3 separate regions of the Homo sapiens genome follow, and all the other regions are linked to region 2. A link is an interaction called in ENCODE POLR2A ChIA-PET data of the cell type or tissue named here. Cell type or tissue: endothelial cell of umbilical vein. All regions are shown on one strand. Region 1 overlaps UACA (uveal autoantigen with coiled-coil domains and ankyrin repeats). Region 2 has its middle 12 kb from the start of UACA. Region 3 overlaps UACA (uveal autoantigen with coiled-coil domains and ankyrin repeats).

Region 1 (2,500 bases), 120 kb after region 2:
GTCCAAAGTTTGGAAATGTGAACGCTGATAGTCACATCTGTCCATCTTTCCACATTTCTAGGATGCTGACAGACAGCACCAAGAAGTAATTGCAATTTATCGGACACACCTTCTTAGTGCTGCACAGGTAAAGAACTACTTCTCCTTTGGAAAGAATATTGCTTTAGAGATAATAATTTTTTATTTTCAAATAAATTTATGTGAAAGTAATTGATGTTTAAAGTAGCTGCACCCCCTATGCTTATTTAAAAATAATTATGTTTCTTTTAATCATTGTTTGTGGATCTCCCAGAAAAATTTACAAAGCTATATGGCAACACAACATCTTAAATTTAGTGTCGTCTCCATCTGCTTGTCACTCAGTTTATAGACAGTTTGGTAACATGTGATGGTAGCACACGTTAATGGTGTTGCTAGCTGGAGATAATGCCTTGACATCCACGTGTGGCTGTCATCTAAGAGGAGAGTGGGAATGGCTTTGAATACTAGAAAAGTACAAAAGTGACAAGCAGGGTGTTATGTGTATAGGATTGTAGTAATTAAAAATGATCTGTTTTACCAAGCCTTAACTTGGCTTGGTAAAGCCAAGGATTAATTAAGGAATAACAGTATGAATTCCCTTTTTTAGGGGTGTACTGAGAAAGTTATTGTTAAAATCATACTAAGAAATTACTAACATATAAAGGATACTATGCTTAATTTCCTGTAGAAACCCCGTGAGCAGCATCTTCAAAATTCTCAGAATAGATTTTTTTTCAGGAAGAAAATGTACTAAAAGAAACAAATTTTAGAATGACAGAGATCCTGGGAATTATTTGGATTTGAAGTATGTTAGGCCACACTGTAAAAACAAGCAAAAAAAAAAAAAAAAAAAAAAAAAAACAAACAAAAAATGAAGAAGGGAAAGATGGATGTTGAGAGAAAGCTTCAAAAAAAGAACAATTTTAAAAAGAGAACTAGATAAAATAATAAAAAGAAAGATACTTTATGATATCAAATTCTTAAAATCAATAGACCTGCCTCTTCTATAGGAAATGGAGGGGAAACTAATGAAAAAGAATGAATGATATGATAGAACAAGGGATCTTAGCTACTCTCTTTTGAGCAAATCAGAGATAAACTAGAATCTTAAAGTTTATTGCAATTATTAGAGAAGATTATTGAGGGACAGTGAATAGGAAGTTCAAGTGGGGAAATAGCAGAAAATCTGTATTAGAGAGGCTGAGAAACTCACTAGTATTGGCCATGAGAGGAAGAGGTTGCTCCTAATGAAAAATACAGCAAACTAACAAGCCTTTCCACTTTGTATAATATGCACTTCCGGAATTTGAAATTATTTTCTACTGTGTCCTAATGAAACATAACAAAAGCAATTGACATCAGAAATAGTCTTGCCTTCTGGCATCATAAAGTTAACTAAGAAATTCAGTTCAGTCAACTATGGCTAATGTTTGAAATGTAAACATCCTGCTGTTATAGAAACAGATTTTGGAAGCAAAACTTTTCATATTAATAGGAAGTGTTGTGCTGAAACCTATTTAAGTACTCCAGGAAAAAAAAAATGTGTGTGTTGGGAGGGGGTGCGGTATTTTAATAAGCCCACCATATTGAGTTGCATTTAATCAACTCGTGCCACCATTTTAAGTTTAAAGTATTTTTTAAAAATATAAATGGCTAACATGCATGTAAAAAAGATACTTGGTTTCATCAGTAATGGGGGAGATGCAAATGAATAAGAACATACCATTTTTCACCTGTGGGACTGGCAATATTACACAAGATTATAGTCTATCGTGTTAGCCAGAGTGTATGGGAAATGGGCATTTTCACTCCATTGATGGTAGTGTACAGATTGTTACAATCTCTGTAGAGGGAAATTTTGTAGTACTTAACAGAATTAAAAATTGAGACTGCTTTTTGACCCAGCAATTTCTTCTCTAGTAATCTTTCCATTAAGATTGGAAATACCTTAAATGTCCATCGTTAGGGGAATGGGTAAAGAAATGTAATATGTCCATGCAGTGGATATTATACAATAATTTAAAATAATTGGGTAGCTCAAGGGAAAGATTTCTGTGACACTACATAAAAAAACAAGTTACAAAATAGTATGTGTTATATAATCTTATTTACGTAAAAACATAAATATGGGTTTTTTAAATCAATTACTTAAATTTTAAATTTTTTTAGGAGACAGATTCTTGCTCTGCCATCCAGGCTGGAGTGCTGTGGCACAATCATAGCTCATACAGCCTCAACTCCTGGGCTCAAGTGATCATCCTCCCTCAACCTCCCAAGTAGCTGGGACTACAGGCACATGCCACCACACCCAGCTAATTTTTTTTTTTTTTTTTTAAGTTTTTGCGACAGTCTCCACTGTATTGTCTAGGCTGGTCTTAAACTCCTGGCCTCAAGTGATCCTCCCACCTTGGCCTCCCAAAATGCTGGGATTGCAGGTGTGAGCCACCATGTTCAGCCATCAGTTAGTTTTCTAAACAAA
Region 2 (2,500 bases):
GAGAGGCTGAGGCAGGTGGATCATCTGAGGTCAGCAGTTTGAGACCAGCCTGGCCAACCTGGTGAAACCCCATCTCTACTAAAAATACAAAAATTTAGCCAGGCATGGTGGCATTTGCCTGTAATCCCAACTACTCGGGAGGCTGAGGCAGGAGAATCGCTTGAACCTGGGAGGCGGAGGTTGCAGTGAGCTGAGATCACGCCACTGCACTCCAGCCTGGGTGACAGAGTGAGGCTTCATCTCAAAAAAAAAAAAAAAAAAAAGACATTTGAGGGAGGTAAGGCAATTAGTCATGTGGATATATCCGAGGAAAACAGGAACCTCTGTCCTTTGGAGGCAATGATGAATCCCAAAGATTCTAAACAGTGCCTGGCACTTAGTAAGTAAATACTCAGCAAATATTTAATGAATAAATAAATTAATTAATTTTCTCTGTCGTAAGTTCTCATGTTGCTTAAATTTTCCCTGTTTTTAATAACATTATTTGTTATTCATTTATTTTTTGAGATATTTATCTAGAATCTCAATTTTAGGCAGCATTGATTAGTTTTTTTGTTGGAGGTGACAAAAGAATGCAGTGTTCATATAACACCAGGAGCTCTGATATTTTTAAAAATCTGTGGGACAAGTCTGAAAGAAAACTTGATTCTACCCTAGACCCTTGTTTCAATCCTAGAGTCTAAACCATACCTGTTTGGTTGTGAATCAAGAATGAAACTGGAAAGACATAATTCTGAAAGTTCACGTAACAATCACCCATGAGCTTGAAATTAGGTCAATGAATCCTTTGTTTAAGATGGCATTAAGTTAAATTTCTATGCGTGAATTGTTTTCATACACAAAACTCAGTCACTTATCAAATAAATCAATACCAACTTCTCAGGCGCTCACATGGGGAAGCTGTGTAAGTACTGTTTAGGAATACAGGCATGGAATCACACAAGCATGTTGAAACACAGGAAGTGACCACTCTGACAATCTCTATATCCAGTTTTTAATGTTCATTTTAATATCTGATTATATTTTATTCAATTAATCTTTTGAATACTTTGGAAAAAAAGAGAGAAAACACAAGCAAAAAGCAAAGACTGAAACAAGATGGTCTCTCATACCTATTCCTAACTCCAATATCAAAAATACATTAGAATCAGCATAATTCATGCCCGGTGTTCCTTTTTTACTTCATTTGTTTGGTCCATAGGAGAAGGGCTAAAACCTCAGGCTGACTGCAGTTCTGAGATCCCAAAGTGATCCTTGCTAGACATACCCAAGGGAACATGAGGTCTGGTGGTGCCAGAGGGTTCATATTAGCTTCTTCCAGTGGAGTGCTGGAACTGACTCACAAGAGCTGACTGGTAGATTTTCAAGAATTTTTGAGGGATGACTAATGTCACACTGACAGTTTGAATTCCATGGTGTAAGTATTTATACCATTGAAATTGACGATTGCTATAAATTAGCCCCCCAATTCCCACCTATAAAAAAACAGCTGTCTAATAGGTTACCAGTATACTACTGGTTGAGTCTCTTCTTCAATAGACCTTGTTCTGTCAACAGGGTTTCCCAAATTTCCATTTTTCAGTTGGGACTTTCTGTCTGAAGTATTTTAATTTTCTTTTTTTTCTTTTTTGAGACTGGGTCTCACTCTTTTACCCAGGCTGGAATGCTGTAGCGTGATCTCGGCTCACTGCAGCCTCAGCCTCCCAGGCTCAAGTGATCCTCCACCTTGGCCTCCCCCGACCAGTAGCTGGGACTACAGGTGTGTGCTACTATGCCTGGCTAATTTTATTTTATTTTTGTAGAGATGGGGTCTCACTATGTTGCCCAGGTTGGTCTAGAACTCCTGGCCTGAAGTAATCCCCCCACCTTGGCTTCCAAAATTGCTGGGATTACAAGTGTCAGCCACTGCACCCAGCCTATTTTAACTTTCAATAGTGAATCATTATAGGTATAAATCATTTTAATCAAGTCTTGGTTTTTTTCTATATGGGCAAACTATTTACAAGCATAAATACCTTACTAGGTTTTGGTTTTACACTTATTTATACAACTCCACTCATAACTACATGACACGATTGATAATAGTTAATTATCTGTCCTTCCCATTTCATGGACAACTGCATGTGGTCTTTTTTTTTTTTTTGAGACAGAGTCTCGCTCTGTTGCCCAGGCTGGAATGCAGTGGCACGATCTTGGCTCACTGCAAGCTCCGCCTCCTGGGTTCACGCCATTCTCCTGCCTCAGCCTCCCGAGTAGCTGGGACTACAGGCGCCCACCACCACGCCTGGCTAATTTTTTGCATTATTGGTAGAGACGGGGTTTCACCATGTTAGCCAGGATGGTCTCGATCGCCTGACCTCGTGATCTGCCCGCCTCGGCCTCCCAAAGTGCTGGGATTACAGGAGTGAGCCACCACGCCCAGCCCAGTCTTTAATATTGATATAACTTAGCGTTTGGAAGCTTCAGCTTCATCATTCATAAAACTAGGATAATAGTAGTA
Region 3 (2,500 bases), 100 kb after region 2:
ATGCTTAAAAAAGCTTAACTGTCAAAGGAATTACTGTTACGAGTTATGTATAATAACTTAACATGTAGCTATTTCCCTTGTATGTATAAAAATATGGGGAAAATGGATATTTTAGAATGAGACTGATTTTATGTTACAACTTTTATATTTGTTTTCATTTGAGTAATAGAGATAATAAGACCAAATTAAGTTTTTTGAACTCCTTATGTGCATAGCACCCCCTAATACATGTATGAGGCCATTTAGTAGTTATTGTAAACTTTAGTATTAAATATTCCATAGAACAAAGAGCTTAACTAAGCTTATAGGTATTTTTTCATACTGTGGGGGCACTAATGATTAATGGAGGTGGCATTAATTTAGTCATGGAATTGTGGACTGTTTTATCATGGTCAACTACTTCAGAGTTTGGTATGTAGCTTTTAGGACTGATACACCTAAATATACAAATATGAACTACATCTGCCTGTCCTTACTCTTCATTTCACTCTGGGGTTTTTTGTTTTGTTTTGTTTTGTTTTTGAGACAGGATCTCACTCTGTCACCCAGGCTGGAGTGCAGTGGTGCAATCACCACTCACTGTAGCCTTGACCTCCCCGGGCTCAGGTGATCCTCCCACCTCAGCCTCCTGAGTACCTTGGGTTACCCTGCCCAGCTAATGTTTTTGTGTGTGTTTGTTGTTATTTATTTATTTATTTTTGAGACGAAGTTTCACTCTTGTTGCCCAGGCTGGAGTGCAATGGCACGATCTCGGCTCACTGCAACCTCCGCCTCCCAGGTTCAAGCAGTTCTCCTGGCTCAGCCTCCCTACTAGCTGGGATTACAGGTGCCCGCCACCACACCCAGCTAATTTTTTGTATTTTTAGTAGAGACGGGGTTTCACTATGTTGGCCAAGCTGGTCTTGAACTCCTGACCTCAGGCAATCCACCTGCCTCAGCCTCCCGAAGTGCTGGGATTACAGGCATGAGCCACCGCACCCAGCTCGTTCTTGTATTTTTTTGTAAGGACGAGGTCTCACCACGTTGCCTAGGCTGGTCTTGAACTCCTGGGCTCAAGTGATCTGCCTGTCTCAGCCTTCCAAAGTGCTGGGATTACAGGTGTGAGCCACTGTGCCTGGCCTATTCTTACCCTTGAAGTGTAGTATTTTAATTTATATATTAGATTCTTTGTATTTGGCTTACTTGGGAAAAGGAACAACCCAGTATATTTTGATTCACTGTAGCTAGAGTTCTCTATTATTTCCTAACTAATGGATTGATGGATTTATTACTATGTGTAGGTCTCTGCCTCAGTTTCATTTCCTGCTCTCTCTCTCTTTTTACTTTCAAAGTACTTGGTATTTTATAAACTCTGGAAGAAGTGGTTATGTTGATATTTCATAGTCAATGAGGTAGGGTTTCTGCTTCCTACAGTGGTAAAGTAAAATGAGTTATTGACATGAATGTGGCCACTTCCTTCCTTTTGAGGTAAAGCAGTAGCAAACAGTAGTCTTTGAAAGTTGTTTCAGTTCATTTAGGGCTCACTTTTTTTTTTCTTTTGAGCAATAAAGTTTTTTCTTAAAACACTTGGCTGCTTTTATTAAAATGCTTAGTGAAGTACTTTATTCCCAGCTGATCTCTCTAAGTGTTGCTAGTGTTGTTTCTTTTTGTGGGTTTGAGTAGAATAATGCTCTGGAGAAACAAGAATGTCAAAAATGTAGTTTTAATGACTGCATGATTTAGAGCTAAAATAGATACAGAATTTAACAAAATGAGGCAGCATTCACCCTAAAATATTTTATGCTTCTGATTTCAGAGTGATCATTTAGGATCAGGAAGTCATTTCAGTAACCGTAAGTATAAAAGTATGGATTATCATTACAGTTCACCTAGTTCAAGTAAAGAAGAATGTTTATTCTTACTTGTTTAACTATACAGGAATAACTGTACAAGATATTCCTGCTGCTAAACTTCATCAGCACATGGAACTAGGAAGACGTTAAGATGACTATTGTAACTTCTAACATATTCTGATAATTACTGAAGCTCTGATTCTCCTTAGCTACCTGTATTTTAAAATTGTATATTGTATGAATTACCAAATTTGCCTTGTTGATTAGTAGACATAGACATTTGTCTTGTGATATTTAGGGTTCATTTTTTTATGGAAAGAACATAAACATAGTTTTCTAATTTGGAGAAATCGGTCTTAATGCAAGTAGGCATTTTAAAATTACATTTATGAATTATTTTTAGACCCTACATAATCTTTTTTATTCTGCAATGTTAAACAGTTTCTCTAGAAAATCTGTTTTTGTTTCCTAGTGACTATTAAACTATTCTCTCCTACAACAGTAATATTTATGCTATAAATTTAAATCATCATTTTTGTTTTGATTGATTATAAGATATATGTTTTATTATCATGTAGCCTAGTTTAAGAGTCCTCAATATTTCTGAAGTTTTAGTGATTCTGCTGAGAGAGAGCATAGAAAAAAATAAGAAAAAAAAAAACCAACCT

Evidence for each region. ChIA-PET counts read pairs that join two places held together with the same protein. Peaks named below come from ENCODE experiments on the same cell type or tissue, not always from the same donor. Only the 100,000 strongest peaks of a DNase experiment are listed, where the experiment ranks them.
Region 1: POLR2A ChIA-PET joins it to region 2 with 6 read pairs; 2 of 35 experiments call an interaction of 5 or more read pairs at or near these places.
Region 3: POLR2A ChIA-PET joins it to region 2 with 5 read pairs; 3 of 35 experiments call an interaction of 5 or more read pairs at or near these places.

What each region holds. Positions count from the first base shown.
Region 1 is chr15:70,657,778-70,660,277 of GRCh38, reverse strand. UACA (uveal autoantigen with coiled-coil domains and ankyrin repeats) reads left to right here. Exons shown (of 19, transcript NM_018003.4): 18 at 62-127. Among named protein-coding and RNA genes, the nearest start is that of SALRNA2, 24 kb to the right of the region's middle. In endothelial cell of umbilical vein, no CTCF peak of the experiment used is centred here; no DNase peak of the experiment used is centred here.
Region 2 is chr15:70,774,189-70,776,688 of GRCh38, reverse strand. It overlaps a transcript of UACA not described here. Among named protein-coding and RNA genes, the nearest start is that of UACA, 12 kb to the right of the region's middle. In endothelial cell of umbilical vein, no CTCF peak of the experiment used is centred here; a DNase peak (open chromatin) is centred at 1,338; H3K27ac peaks cover 230 bases.
Region 3 is chr15:70,671,297-70,673,796 of GRCh38, reverse strand. UACA (uveal autoantigen with coiled-coil domains and ankyrin repeats) reads left to right here. Exons shown (of 19, transcript NM_018003.4): 14 at 1,796-1,832. Among named protein-coding and RNA genes, the nearest start is that of SALRNA2, 37 kb to the right of the region's middle. In endothelial cell of umbilical vein, no CTCF peak of the experiment used is centred here; a DNase peak (open chromatin) is centred at 1,416.